Linked DNA regions of Mus musculus: region 2 is linked to region 1. The links are chromatin loops, found by intact Hi-C in ENCODE. Cell type or tissue: left cerebral cortex. All regions are shown on one strand.

The links. A loop is a pair of places that touch in the nucleus more often than their neighbours do. Peaks named below come from ENCODE experiments on the same cell type or tissue, not always from the same donor. Only the 100,000 strongest peaks of a DNase experiment are listed, where the experiment ranks them.
Region 2: it touches region 1 in a loop (7-fold over the local background); 27 of 42 quality-filtered maps call a loop at or near these places.

Annotation. Positions count from the first base shown.
Region 1 is chr6:38,061,504-38,069,503 of GRCm38, forward strand. Atp6v0a4 (ATPase, H+ transporting, lysosomal V0 subunit A4) reads right to left here. Exons shown (of 21, transcript NM_080467.3): 14 at 6,234-6,327. Among named protein-coding and RNA genes, the nearest start is that of Svopl, 19 kb to the left of the region's middle. In left cerebral cortex, a CTCF peak has its summit at 4,998 (motif pointing left); DNase peaks (open chromatin) are centred at 3,844, 4,239 and 4,939; H3K4me3 peaks cover 651 bases; H3K27ac peaks cover 1,372 bases.
Region 2 is chr6:37,459,081-37,467,080 of GRCm38, forward strand. No RefSeq gene overlaps it. Among named protein-coding and RNA genes, the nearest start is that of Gm33318, 21 kb to the left of the region's middle. In left cerebral cortex, a CTCF peak has its summit at 4,974; DNase peaks (open chromatin) are centred at 5,022, 6,463 and 6,945; H3K4me3 peaks cover 660 bases; H3K27ac peaks cover 323 bases.

The DNA.
Region 1 (8,000 bases):
CAGCTTGTCCTGAGTTGTATATTGGAGCAACCAAGCAAGCTATGAGGAGCAAGCCAGTAAGCAGCTCCCCTCCATAGCCTTTGCTTCAGTTCCTGCTTTAACTTCCTCTCAATAACAGACAGTGACCTGTGAGGCTAAATAAACCATTTCCTCTCCAAGTTGTTTGTAGTCATGGTGTTTATCAAAGCAACAAGAAGTAAACAAAAACACAACCTGAATTCTATCCTTGGAACCTGTATAAAGGTGGAAGAAGAGAACCCATGAAGCTGTCATCTAACCACCTGCTACATGCCTCCACTCACAAATTACACACACACACACACACACACACAACAACACACATACACCACACACACCACACCACACATACACACACACACATACCACACACACCACACACACACACAAACACACAGATACACAGATGCAAACATACACACACACACACACACACACACACACACACACACACACACACACCAAAAGATACATGGTTTACCTGGTGCCAAATTGGAAGATATTCTGAAATACTATGGAGAGTCTCAAACTTGCCTCAGTCTAATGGCCTGCAAAGTGTTGGCCCAAGAATGTATCTCAACTCCTTTCTAATAACTGCAACCCCCCCCCCCCCGCTTTTTTGAGTTCATGGAATAATTCACATGGCAAAGCATTTCCCAGAACCTTCTTGAGTCATTTCTACAATCAGTTGTCAAGATCACTATGGATAAGACATGGTTCCTGCCTTTCATTCAGTCTTGGCATGTATTCCACCCCTAATAGGCAGGGGCTAGTCAGGGTCTCACCCTGGCTAATGGTCCCAGTACTAATGTCCTTCCTTGCCACAGAAAGCTCACTAACCCCGTGGTTTGCATTCCCATTCAAAGTCCTCACTCGTACCCTCAACCTCACAAGAAATTCAAGCACATCCCATGTGCCTGTGAGATGCGTCATCTTAAAAGAAATCCACACAGCCTTCTCACATCCATCACAAGCAACTTCCTAGTCTAAAATGCTTTCCCTCTTAGAGGCTGCATCCATTACTTTTCTGTTGCTATGATGAAATGCCATGACCAAGGCAGCTTATAGGAGGAAAGATTTGTTCTGACTTCTGGTTCTGGAGGGACCGGAGTCCATCATGGTAGAGAAGCACGGTGACATGAAGGTAGGAGCAGGAAGCTGAGGACTCACACCTTTAACCACAAGCGTGAAGCAGAGAGACATTTTTCATCTCAAACCCATCCCCAGTAATAGGCTTCCTCCAGCAAGGCTACACCACCTTCACCTCTCCAAACAGTACCAGGTCGGGATCAAGTATTCAGATGCCTGAGACTCTGGGGACGTACTCGTTCAAAACAGCATGGGCCAATATCCAGCTAGACACAGCTAGACAAAGTAGTCCTCTTGCCCATTCCCACTGTGTGTGCACAGGCTCATACACACATGCACACACACAAACATGCTGATGGAAGTCACAGTCAGCTCGGGGTCTCATTGCACTACTCTGAGCAGCTGTAAGACAGCCCTCAAGAGACCAGTAGGACAGAGGGGGAGGGGACTGCAGTGACAACACTAGAAGCCACTGAAAAAATGAAAACTAAATTCAAGGCCCTAGTCAGAAGGTTTACAGACCTAGAGTCATAAAGATAAAGAGAGTCCAGCAACACAAAGGCTGTAAAGTCATCCCAGGAACCAACTAGCCATTAAGATAAAAGAGGCATGCAAGGACCATCTCTGGACAAGCCCAGATGAGTAATGGGCCACCTGGCCTGGTCTCCTTCTGATGTGGTTTGAGTTTAACCAGATGCTCTGCCAACAAAGATAAACACCCTCCCTTTAGAGTTACTGTCCCGACCCGCACATACTGCTTGCTGATGTTTAAACTGCCCAATTGTGTGTAACTGTGCCAATTTCCCCTATACCCCCCACTACTTTCCTATATAAACCCCTAACTTTTGAGCCTTAGGGTCGACTCCTCTGTCTTCTGCATGAGATACGTGTCAGCCTGGAGCTCCGTCATTAAACTGCCTCGTGTGTTTGCATCAAGACGGTCTCTCGTGATTCCTTGGGTGTGTGCCATCTTGGGACTTGAGTGGGAGTCTCCCCACTAAGGTCTTTCACAACCTCCTCTGTTCCTGGCACAGCTACCTGGCATCTCGGCTATCCCAGACTTGCCCTCTGAACCTGCCATCAAAGTGATCCATTTCTACAACATCAATCAGAGTGTTGAGAGTAGGCTCTTTAGTACACTATAGATCTAGCCAATCAGATAAACTACAAATGCTAACAGGTTAAGTACCTACCAGGCATAAATCAAGCCCTTTAGATGTACTGATCTCATTTAATTCCAACAAAGACTCTCTTCAATACAAATATTCCAGTTAAAGAGACAAACTTACAGAGAATTTATTATAATCTCAGAAAGAAACAAGTTACCAATGAACCTCAAAAAAAAAAAAAAGAAGAAGAAGAAGAAGAATATGGTAGCAACTGATATGTATCATGTTTATGACTAGACTGGTCCATCTATTAAGCAATCTCGGGGCTCTGGCTGTCATACCCATTCTACAGGTGACAAAATAGGCACAGAGATGTTCATTTATTCAAAATCACAAAGCCAATGAATGGGAAAACCAAGATTCAGACACAGGTAGTCGATTTCCAGAACAGCCGAATTCTTAACCACCATGTCCCCACTATGGAGAGTGGCTCAGTGACAGAACACTTGCTACTGTGCACATGACCCTGGCCTCAGTCCCCTTACTGAGCAAGGAAACTGAAAATACCTTAAAGTTGCTCTGCTATGATGAAGGCTAGGCATTTTATGATCCAAGTCACAGGAAAATGCCTAACACAGTGAATGAATGTGTTAAGGAACATTACACTATGTAATAATGATTAAACCGTTCATCAGTTTCTGGTTCAAACAGCAAGAGAAACGTAAGGGCCATGGCTGCCAAACCTGCTGCTGTCTGCGACATTTTATATTTTGTAGATTTTAAATTATACGTATACAATTTTATGACAAGCAATTGAATTGTTTTATTTTGTTTTTGTGGTGCTGGGGATAGAACCCAGTGCCTCCTGTGAGTAAGCTCTAAACCTTACCAGTTCCCCCTTTCTTTTGAGCATCCTGCCTCTCTCTCTGACCCTGATGGTCTTTTTCTTTCCTTTCAGAATTGTGATCAAGTGGCAAAATTGCACAAAGGATGGGAACTCTGGGCTGCTTGGCTGCTTTTGTTTCGTTCCTCTTTTTTAAATTGTTTTCCTATTACTTGAGAGGCTGGGGAGATGGTTCAGTGGTTAAGAGCACTGGCTGCTGGCTTGTGAAGTTAACAGGAAACAATGTAACAGGTTTCATGTGGCATCTTCACACGAATGTGTCACTAGACTTTGCCCTACTTCATTCCACTTCACCTGTGTCTTCCCCAGTGCACACCAGCTCCCACTCTGCCTGGTTCCCTCTCTTCTCAAATCATCCTCACTTGGATTCCATTACCATCCATCCTGCTCAGGTTTTTGTTTTGGGGGTTGTTTTGTTTTGTTTTGTTTTGTTTGGTGTTTATTTGTGTCATCTTGACACAAACTGAAGTCATTTGAGAAGAGAGAACATCAGCTGAGACAATGCCACCAGATTGTCCAGTTGGCATTTTCCTGATTAATGGCTGATATCTGAGAATCCAGCCCACGGTGGGCACGCCAGCTGGGGCAGGTAGTCCTGATGGTGTAAGAAGTGTGACTGAGCAAGCCATGAAGAACAAGCCAATACAGATTCATTCTTCCATTGCTTCTGCTTCAGTCTCTGCCTCCAGGTTCTGGAGAGCCTCCAGGATTGGAGAGCCACTGCCAGGTTCTTTCAATGGCACACTGTGATGTGAAAGAGGAAGCCAAATTAACCCTTTCCTCTCTAAGTTGCTTTTGGTCATGGTGTTTTATCATAGCGATAGAAAGCAACCTAAGACACTCTCCTCCCCACAACCTCCTTAAGCTCTCTTTTGTTCTTTTCATGATTCCCCTTCTAGTCCTGTCCCCCCAACCTCACTCCCCCACACACACACACACTCACACACTTTAAGTCTAGGCTTTGCAGAAGAGAAAGTGAGCAGCATTGGTCTGTCTGCAGCAGGCTGGTTTAGCCTGACACAGTAACTTCCAGTTTCATCTGTCTTCCTGCGAATGTCATGATTTCATTTAAAGCCGAATAAAAATACCACCGTGTAATGTGCGCCTTGCTGAGCCTGGAGAGCAGAACTGGACAGATGGGGTTCACTGACAGTTGGGTGTGGGCTGTGCAGGAAGAGAAGGTAGGAACAATGGGATTCAAAGCAAAGGAAAATAACCAGACCCTGACATCTCCCCCTTGCCAGCTTCCTGGCCATGGCATCCTGACCAATGAGAAAGCCTTCCTCTATGCAAAGGCAACACATGGAGCTGGAGAGAAGAAGCACGTGCTGCTCTCGCAGTGCTCACTCCCAGCACCTACGTCTGGCTTCCAACCACGTGCAACTCCAGTTCCAGGAGACCCGATGCCTCCGCCTTGCTAGGGCACTTGCACTCACATAGGCACATGCGTGTGCACACATGAACCTGAGTGCACACATGCACAGGCATGCAGAATCAAAAAAATAATAATAAAAATAAGACCTTTACAAAATATCAGCCACTCACGTTTGTCTTTTACGTTTGCCGTTTACAACTGGCTTGCAAGGATTTTACCTGTTTTGATAAAACTTAGAATGCAGCAGCTGGGACTGAGAGGTAGGGTCTGAAAACCCCTGGGCAATGCTTTCTGCTTTCTTGGGTGAGGAGAGGAGAGCTCAGGGATGACACGCATGAGGGAGGCGACTGAGAGGGTGGTGACTGGAGAGCCACTGCCAGGCCGTGCTCTCAGTTGCTGAAGCTGAAGCTGGCCACTCAGGCTGTGTTCCACACAGAGCTGAGAATGACATTCATCAAGACTACCGGAGGCATGGTTGATTGGGAACGCAACAGTGACACCTGGTGGCTTTATGAGCATGAACTTCTGTATCCATTCACAACTTGGGTTTTTGTTTTTTTGTTTTTTGTTTTCCCCTCAGAGATCTCATAGTGTAAAGGCTTTGGAAATGCCACATCTAGTTGACTGAAAGAAACAGCAAACAAATAAGTCAAAGGAAACACATCTCAAAACTCCACAGGAACCTGAGTCTGTGAAGTGTTTGCCAGGCACCTACGAGAATCCAGGTTTTGATCCCAGAACTCATGTAAAAATGTGTGGTGGTGTTGGTGTGTGCTTTTAGTCTGAAGCAGGAAGAGACAGGAGGGTCCCTGGGGCTCACTTAGCAAGTCATAGATTTCAGTGAGAAATCTTGACTCAAAACACAAGGTAGGCTGCTCCTAAAGATATACCCAAGTTTGACCTTTGGCCTGCAAACAAGCTAAAATCATACATTACAGTGTAATATGTTACCCACTGCAAGAAAATACCAAAGTAGGACGCTTGATCAAAATATTAAGTAACTTATTTAATGTGTGTGTGTGTATACTTTCTAAGCAATCAACTTGTATGTGTGTGTGATGCGTGTATGTGTGTGTGAAACAGAGAGACAGAGACAGAAAGACAGACAGGCAGACAGACAGAGACAGAGAAGAAGAGAGAGAGCACGAATATCTTCAGGGACTATCTACCATCTTGTTTTTCCTTTTTTGAGGCAGGACCTCTCACTGGCCAAGCCCATGATCCACCTGGCCCCATCTCCTGATAGTTGGGATTCCAAGCACATACCACCATGTCTAAGATTTTGTTTTGTTTTATTCTTTGAGACTGAATCTTGCTATGTAGACCAGACCACCCTCAAATTTATATAATTCTCCTGCTTCTGTCTCTGAGTGTTGGGATTAAAGGTATGCACCACCATGCCCAGTCCATATCTGGCTTTTGACATGAAAGTTCTGCAGACCAAACTCAGGTCCTCAGGCTTTTAGTACCAAGCACTTTGTCAGCTGAGCTACCTCTCCAGGCTGCAAGGGCATTTTAAAAGCTCGTTATTGCCAGCAATGGGATAGCTGCTGGAGAGGGAAGTGAGCAGGAAACTATATAGGAAGTAGAGTCCAAGTGCGGCAGAATTTATCTTCTAGACACAGTTCTGCCTGTCATGCAACCCTCTGAGTTTATCCCATCTCATCCCCAGTTTGTTGTTTCTTCTTTATTCAGAGATCTCAACAACACATCATCTATAACCGGAAGGAATTCTTACCGGATCAATTCCAAATGGGTAGGGATTCCCAGAATACACTCCTGGGATGGCTGGGTCCAGCTGCAAATATGGACTGTTTTCCACGATGTGAGTACTAAGGAGACAAAGCAGAGAGACAAACATGATATAAAAACAGTCAGGTACCCATTAAAAAATGGGGCTCAGAGCTAAACAAAGAATTCTCACCTGAGGAATACCGAATGGCTGAGAAGCACCTGAAAAAATGTTCAGCATCCTTAATCATCAGGGAAATGCAAATCAAAACAACCCTGAGATTCCATCTCACACCAGTCAGAATGGCTAAGATCAAAAATTTAGGTGACAGCAGATTCTGGCGAGGATGTGGAGAAAGAGGAACATTCCTCCATTGTTGGTGGGATTGCAAACTTGTACAACCACTCTGGAAATCAGTCTGGCGGTTCCTCAGAAAATTGGACATAGTACTACTGGAGGATCCCGCAATACCTCTCCTGGGCATATATCCAGAAGATGTCCCAACTGGTAAGAAGGACACATGCTCCACTATGTTCATAGCAATCTTATTTATAATAGCCAGAAGCTGGAAAGAACCCAGATGCCCCTCAACAGAGGAATGGATACAAAAAATGTGGTACATATACACAATGGAGTACTACTCAGCTATTAACAAAACACCCATGGAAGAAGTTACAGAGACAAAGTTTGGAGCAGAGACAAAAGGATGGACCATCTAGAGACTGCCTTATCCAGGGATCCATCCCGTAATCAGCCTCCAAACGCTGAAACCATTGCATACACTAGCAAGATGTTGCTGAAAGGACCCTGATATAACTGTCTCTTGTGAGGCTATGCCGGGGCCTAGCAAACATTGGATGGATCACAGGGCCCCCAATGGAAGAGCTAGAGAAAGTACCCAAGGAGCTAAAGAGATCTGCAACCCTATAGGTGGAACAACAATATGAACTAACCAGTACCCTGGAGCTCTTGACTCTAGCTGCATATGTATCAAAAGATGGTCTAGTCGGCCATCAGTGGAGAGAGTGGCCCATTGGTCATGCAAACTTTATGTGCCTCAGTACAGGGGAACGCCAGGGCCAAAAAGTGGGAGTAGGTGGGTAGGGGAGTGGGGGGGAGGGTATGGGGGACTTATGGGATAGCATTGGAAATGTAAATGAGGAAAATACCTAATAAAAATATTAAAAGAAAAAAAAAACAGTCAGGTACAGAAACACTATACTGACATCAGCCATGAGCTTGGATGCCAACTAAAGCCCAGAGGCTGGCAAGGTGGCAATTTTACTCACTCAATGGCTCCATATTTGGTCACAGAATAGCTACTATGTATCAGGTACTACCCTGAGCCCTAAGCTTCTGAAATTACTGTCTGGACCACAAACAGGTTTACAGCCCATGTCTCCAAGAGTCATAGCCCTGCCTGGAATGCAGTCAGGAAAACAAGAAACTGTAACATGTCTGATGAAGTGGGGCTGGGTGGAGGGGTGCAGTCAGTAAAGGGCGGAGGCAGGAGGTCTCCCAGGGGATATCTAGGCCAGTCCTTAAGGACAGATGGAATATTTACACATAGACCTTGATCTCTGTAAAACTCAAGTCCCCCTAAAGGGGGGGGGGGGAAGAAACTATAATCGTTGGTCAGGCTCCTCAATGAACATGGAAAATGTGTCTGCCTCCTCCAACTCCTGTCCCACAGTGCCTAGGTTACAAATTTGTACTGCCATGCCCCACTTTTGAAGTGGATGCTGGAGATCTGAAGTTGAGTCCCCATGTTGA
Region 2 (8,000 bases), 600 kb before region 1:
GCTTCTTCTTCTTCTTCTTCTTCTTCTTCTTCTTCTTCTTCTTCTTCTTCTTCTTCTTCTTCTTCTTCTTCTTCTCCTTCTTCTTCTTCTTCTTCTTCTTCTTCTTCTTCTTCTTCTTCTTCTTCTTCTTCTTCTTCTTCTTCTTCTTCTTCTTCTAGATTTTATTTATTTATTTATTTATTGAATGTATATAAGTACACTGTTGTTGTTTTGTCTTCAGACACACCAGAAGAGGGCATGAGATCACTTTGCAGATGGTTGTGAGCCTCCATGTGGTTACTGGGAATTGAACTCAGGACCTTTGGAAGAGCAGTCAGTATTCTTAACTACAAAGTCATCTCTCCAGCCCTAGGTGCATCTTCTCTGACTGAACCCAGACCCAGCAGTCCTCTGCTTATTCCCGTGTATGTATGTGTGTTGGGGTCCTCATATCAGCTGGTGTATGTTGTGTCTGGCCAGCAGATCACAGCCTGGGTTCTAGCCTGGAAAGGCATTTGGATACCTGGAAGAGAAGAGGGGCTAGGTGGCGAGATAAAGAAATGCAGCTAAGACAGGCATTTTGATCAAAGCTCAATTTTACTGTTCTGCATGCAGTATGAAGCAGGGGAAGGGGGCCCGATTCCCGCCAATTAATCTTGGGGTCCAATAGCAGAGTGACCACGTGCATGGCTCCGAACAGCAAAGCGGCAGGTTCCAGCAGTGGGCGTGGCAGAACGATTGAGCTGGCAAGCTCCACCCCTGAGCAAGCAGGTTTCAGGCTGGGGGAGGGGAGACTACAGGTGTATGCTGCCTGTTTAGTCATCCAGTGTTTGAGAGATCTCGGGGGTTCAAGATTGAGACTGCTGGTCCTCCCACAGGGTCGCCCTTCTCCTCAGCTTCTTTCAGCTTTTCCCTAATTCAACAACAGGGGTCAGCTGCTTCTGTCCATTGGTTGGGTGCAAATATTTGCATCTGACTCTTTCAGCTGCTTGTTAGTGTGGTCATGCTAGGTCCCTTTTTGGAGCACTCCATAGCCTTAGTAATAGTGTCAGGCCCTGGGACCTCTCCTTGAGCTAGATCCACTTTGAGCCTGTCGCTGGATCTTCTCCATTTCCATCCCTGTAATTCTCTCAGACAGGAACAATTATGTGTCAGAGTTGTGACTGTGGAAGCCCCCCCCCCCCCATTTGATGTCCTTTCTTCCTGCTTTATAAGTTCCTTCTCCCCACTGTCAGGCATTTCATCTAAGGTCACACTCCCTCTGAGTTCTGAGAGTCTCTCACCTCTCAGGTCTCTGGTATATTCTGGAGGATCCCCGCAGCCTCCCACCTCCCGAGGTTGCCTGTCTCCATTCTCTCAGCTGGCCCTCGGGGCTTCTGTGTCTTTTCCCTCATGCAGTGGTCACAGGCATGTGCAGCCATGCCCAGCTTTTGCTGTGAGAGCTGGGGATTTGAACACAGGTCTTCATGCTTACAAAGCAAACAGTCTTACCCACTGAGCTATCTCTGCAGCCCCTGTGAAAAGATTTTATATCAGATCTTTAGGAGGACTCGTCCTCTATCACTTATTGGAGACCTAAGTATTCATTCCATTTATTAGCTGACGCCATAGATGAGAAACCCACAGATGTAAAGCACTGGCCGTGTCTATGCCTCAGCAAGATAAATATTGAGATATATCTGACCTTAGAGGAAGGATGTCTTGATATTTCTTCCTTTCTCTGCTGATTTCTCTTGCTTTCATGGTGAAACTTGTGCACACTGTTCTGGAAAAACCACTGCTCACCCATTTTCCTCTTGACGTAATTTTCCATTGTGTGAATAATACTTTAAATCACCAATCTTTCTGCCACCTGAATCCTGTCCTTTACAGAGTCTTTCTCCTTGTATTTACTAAGTGTTTCTGAGACTATTCTTGTTATGTTTTCTCATGCGTGTGCACGCATTTCACTTACTGAAACACGGGATTGACTAGAAGAAAGGCGTGTGATGATCTACTGCAATGAAAATCTTGGGAAAACTTTCAGTTTCTGGCCCAGCATGTAAAGAACTTCAGTGACATCATTCACATCAATAAGAAGAAAGCAGAATACAGTAAGGGTCCGTGTCTTTTAGGTGTGTTGGAGAACTGTGCTTACAGGCACAGCCCTGTCCCTGTGTTGGAGAAAGCACTGGACAGATGGAATCACAGCGAGTGGAGGAACAACAGCGCTGGAGTTGGTCCTGGTGCAGGAAAAAACTGATAACCAACGCAGGGAAGAGGCTGTAGTATTGATGGCAACACTTACCCTATCACCCCCTCCCTTCCTTTACCCTTTCCTCCCCTCCCCTCCCCTCCCTTCCCCTCCCCTCCCCTCCCCTCCTCTCCTCTCCTCTCCCTCTCCTCCCCTCTTCCCTTCTCCTCTCCTCTTCTCTCCTCTGGCTTCTCCTCCCCTCCCCTCCCCTCCTCTCTCCTTTTCCCTCCTCTGGCCTCCCCTCTCCTCCCCTCTTCCCTTCTCTCCTCTTCCCTCCTCTGGCTTCTCCCCCCCTCCCCTCCCCTCCCCTCTCCTTTCCTTTTCCCTCCTCTGGCCTCCCCTCCCCTCTCCTTTCCTTTTCCCTCCTCTGACCTCCCCTCCCCTTCCCTCCCTTCCCTCCCCTCCCTCCCCTCACCTCCTCTCCTCTTCCCTCCTCTGATTTCTCCTCCTCTACCCTCCCCTCCCCTCCTCTCTTCTCCTCTTCTCTCCTCTTCTCTTCCCTCCTCTGGCTTTTCCTCCTCTACCTTCATTCCCCTCCCCTCCTCTCTTCTCTCGATCTCTCCTCTTCTGTCCCCTTCCTTCCTTTCTTCTTCTGACTTCTCCCCTCCTATCTTCTCCCCTCCTTTCCTCTCCTCTGCTCTCTACTTGCCTCCTCTCCTCTGCCATTCTCTCCTCCATACTCCTCTTCTCTGCAGTCCCCTCTCCTCTTCTCTCCTTCTCTCCCCTTCCCTTCCCTCCCCTCCCCTCCCCCTCCTCTCCTCACCTCACCTCTCCACTCACAAGCCTGATACCACCACAACAAGAGAAACATACTTCATTTGATCAGAGGTTTACATGAGGGCAGATGTGTTTAAAGCTCTGCTTAGACTCAGTGAAGATGGGGAGCCATGTGGAGATGAGACTGGGCGTGAAGGGAGTGATGTGCTTAAACAGGCTCCTGTGAAGAAATGAAGGAAGATCCTTCCTCCTGGTTATAGGAGAGGAGAATGAAGGTCTTTGGTCTACTGTGCATCCCTGCTCATACAGAAGAGAGGAGGATTGCAATGATAGGGTGGTTTCTATGTCTGCCACTGCTTTGGGAGAACTCTGGCTTCTATGTCTCACTTTGTACGAGACCTTGATGGGAGGTGACCCTGATGCCCTCACGGTACAGGAGTTCAAGAGCTCTCTGTGCCATAGCACTATATTTGAGGTGTCCTTGGTTGAGTCTCAACACTAAGACATCTGAGAATACATCATCTCACAGGCTGCACCGTCTCGGGGAATTACACCCCCCCACACACACTTTTTTTTTTTTTTTAACCTTGAACTTGCCAAGTTTTCATGATGAGAATGGGAGGACATCCTCTGATACTTCTGAAAAACAGATTGTCCATTTTAAATGAGAGGTCCTATTGTTAACTCGGTGTGTCCACAAACAACTTCAGAAACTGTCTCCATTGCATGGACTATAGGTCCCATCACGGAGATAAGAAGACCATCTGAATTCTTCTTCTCTAGCATTTCCAGCTCACCTAAGGGGGTCAGGGGTGACACAGATCTGTCCTAGCTCTGAGTCACTGTCCAATGGCCTACAGACCAAAACCTGTTAACTGGGCTGCAGAAACTGCAATAGTAGACTCTACTATTATCGTTGAAAATCCCAACCCCATTCTACTAGTAATTGGCAGGTTCAGTAGGTAGAAAATTGTGAAAGACACAGTTGAACTGAATAACACTGTCAACCAACTGGATGCAACTGGTACCTATAGAGTATGACATCCAACAATAAAGATTTATTTCAAGCTCATCCAAAACAATCAGCATTGTAATTCATACCCTGGACCACACAAACACACTTCAAATATCCTAAATAGGGCTGGAGAGATGCCACCATGAGGCTGCTTTTTCTAGCCTAGTTTTCCAGCACCCACACAGTGGCTCACAACCACTTGTAACTCTAGTTCCAGTTCTAGTTCTGACATTCTCTTCTGGCCTTTGTGGGCATCAGGCATGCATGTGGTATACATACGTAGAAACATTCAGGCAGACACTCATATATAAACACTCACAGATAAAAATAAGTAAAAAAAATTGAAACAGGGTCTCATACTTCATGGCTGTGGCTTGTGTGAAACCTGGAATGTAGATAGGCTAACCTCAGACTCAGAGATCTATTCACCTGTGTCCTTAGTGCTAGGATTAAAGGCCTGCACTTCTGCACTTAAATAAAAATTATACAAAGCTCACAAATGGAAATGGGAATAAACTAGAAAACAATAATGGAAAACTGAGAAACTCCATAAAATACTTGAGATTAAAGGGCATAATTCTAAGTAAATGTGAGTCAATGATGTCACAAGAGAGGTAACTATAACTCACCAACATTTGCTTAATACAAACTGGGCATAGTAATACTTGCCCATAGTCCTTCCTAGTACTGAGCAGGTTGAGCCAGGAGAATCAGTTTAAGGCCAAGGATAGCCAAAGCTATATACCAAGACCTTCTCAAGGAACAAATAAAACAAGAACAAAAAGTATCCCAACAACTGAGGGCTGGTTCCCTTCTAGTTCTGGTGGGCAACCAAAACTGCTGTTGGCAAGACCTTATCCCTGAAGACATCAAATGTTCTGGTGACAGGGCATGGAGAAATTAAGCTAGAACTGGGCTGGAAGTCTCCTCCCTGCTGGAGAGCCCTAACTATGCTAGACAAAGCTGAACCCACTGCAAGAGGAAAGCGTCGTCAATGGTCTTACTCAACTGTAGATGGAGCCTGTGTGCAGCAATGATGACCAGCCACTCAAGATGTGTTCAGTGGAACAGTAGTGGCTTCACAGTTAAAGAGGTATACACTTGCTTTCAGATTGGGTTTGTGTTGGGAGCCGCCCCCACATTCGCCGTCACAAGATGGCGCTGACATCCTGTGTTCTAAGTGGTAAACAAATAATCTGCGCATGAGCCAAGGGTATTTTATGACTACTTGTACTCTACCTTTCCCGTGAACGTCAGCTCGGCCATGGGCTGCAGCCAATCAGGGAGTGATGCGTCCTAGGCGAAATATAACTCTCCTAAAAAAGGGGACGGGGTTTCCGCCATTCTCTCTCGCTGGCATCTCTCTGGCTCTGCGCGCCCTGCGCTCGCTCGCTGCCTAAAGATGTAAACAATAGAGCGCGCGCGCCGGAGCTCTGGCTCCTAAAGATGTAATTGAAGGGGCTTTCGTTTTTGGGGCTGGGCGCTGGGCGCTTGCCCTCCTGGCTCCCAAAGATGTAAGCAATAAAGTTTTGCCGCAGAAGATTTTGGTTTGTTGCGTCTTTCCTGGCCGGGCGTGAGAACGCTATTAAGAGGTTTGGGGTCCACTCTGCATCTGGTACTATAAACCTGGTCAAAAGTCCATGGTTGAGAAGGTCGGAGACCATAGTATAGGCGTCCTTTTCCCTCCCTAAATGGATATGATGTGCTCATCAGATGTCTTCTGCACAATTGTATTTATGTGTATAGATTAGTGCTGCTGTCTGCTTTACTCAGAGAAACTGCCTTCTGCAGTAGGTTCCTTGTAGTCTCAGCACTCAGGAGATGGAGGTAGAAGAATCAAGAGTTGAAGGACAGGCCAGGTGGTAGCAGAACAAGCCTGTGATCCCAGCACTTGGGAGGCAGATGCAGGTGGATCTCTGTGAGTTCAAGGCCAGCCTGGTCTACAAAGCATGCTCTAGAATATCCAGAATAGCAAGGGCTGTTACACAGAGACAACTTGTCTCAAAAACAAACAAACAAAAAACACAAAAAAATTCAAGGACAGTCTCAGCTACATAATAAATTCAAGGTTAATCTAAATGACACCCTGTCTCAAGCAACAATGGCAGCAAAAACAATAAAAAAACCAACTAGCCAACCAAACAACCAAACCAAAAAACCAAACCAAACCAAAACAAAACAAAACAAAAAAACCCTATTTTTAAAAATGGGGGATACAGTAAAAGCAACAGTAAGAAAATATAGCATCAAAATATATGCAAAGAAAATATGAAAGATGACAAAAATCAATCTAAGGTTTCACTTTAAGAAACTAAAAACCAGGGCTGGAGAGATGGCTCTGTTGGTAAAGTGCATGCATGCAAGCATGGTGGCTTGAGTCAGAGCCCAGAACACAAAGAAGGATGGCACAGGGTTGTGAATGCCTCTTATCCCAACAGTGGGCAGGCAGAAGCAAGCAGGTCCTGGGATTCCCAGTCTGTTGATGAACTCCAGGCCAGAGAGAAAGACTCTGCCTCCCATGTACATGGGCACATGTGTGCACACACACACACTGAGAAAGAGACAGAGAGACAGAGAGAAACTGAGTGTATCTCAGTGGTAGAGAACTTACACAGTATGTGAAAAGCCCTGAGTTTGGTTTTCAGAACTGCAAGGAAGAAAAGAAAGGAGGGAGGGGACAGACAGAAGGACTGAGGGAAGAATAGAGGGAGGAAAGAACAGAAGAGAAAGATAAATGGGAGGGAAGGAAAATGGAAAGGAAAGGGAAGGGGAAAGGAGGGAAAGCGGGAGGGAAGGGAGGAGGAGGGGAGGGGGAGGGAGGAAGGAAGGCTATTATGACTAGTCTGTGCCTACATATTTGAAAACCTAGATCAATCCCCACATGCAGAAACATGAGTAGGTCTATCTCTGGTAAAGAAATGGAATCGGTAGTGAACACAGTTTTAAAACAGAAAGTACAGGACCAGATGTTCAACAGATGGCGTCTACCAAACAAAGAAGAAACTGTACCAGCTTTCTGCAGCCTCCTAAACAGAGCCAGAAAGGAAACTTCCTAAGTTATACGAGGAGCTCTGCATTACCATAATGCAAATCAGACAACAAGATTACCAGAAAGGAATTCTACAGACCAGAGTGTGTGTCACATAAATTCTCAACAAAATGTTACCCAGCCCCGCCATGCATTAAAAACCGACATACCACAGTGTCTTAGTTGAGGTTTTATTGCTGTGTCAAAAATGCCTTACTGCTGAATCTCATAGAGGCATTTCCTCAACTGAGGCTCCTGCCTCTCTGATGACTCTAGCTTATGTCAAGTTGACACCCAAAATCAGCCAGTATTCACAGCTAAGTGATATTTATTCTAGTTATACAAAGATGATTGATCACTTGAAAACAATTATCTCAATCACCTCCACACACGAAAGAATAAAAAACAGAGACAAGATCAAGAAGTTTCTTAAAACTGATAAGCAATTATAACAGTTATATGAGGAAAGAAAAATTGATTCACAAAAAAAACTATCTGCCCTTTCCTTCCCTCCCTTCACCCATTCTTTCTATCTTTTAAAAATTATATTATTATTATGATAATGAGGATGATAATGATGCATGTGTGTGTGTTTGTGTGTTCCTGCATGTATACATGATCGGAAGATGTACAACAGCACATTTGTGGGGATCAGAAGACAACATTTGGAGTTAGTTCTCTTCTTCCACCTTTATATAGGTACTGGGATCAAACTCAGGTTACCAGACTGGAGCAGCAAGTGCCTTTACATGTTAAGCCATCTCAAAGGCCCTCCTTCATTTTTTTCTTTCTTACATTTATTTTTTAAGAATCCTGCTATGTAGGACTAGACGCATGGCTCAGTTGGTAAAAGCTATCTTACAACCAAGAAGACAAGAATCTTGCTATGTAGTTCAGTCTTTAACTCATAGTTTTCTTGCCTCAGATTCCAGGATGTTGGGACTGTAAAGTATGTATCACCATGCCTAGTTACATGCCAGTACTGAGCAAGACAATGTACTTGACTACCAAAACTATATATCTGATTT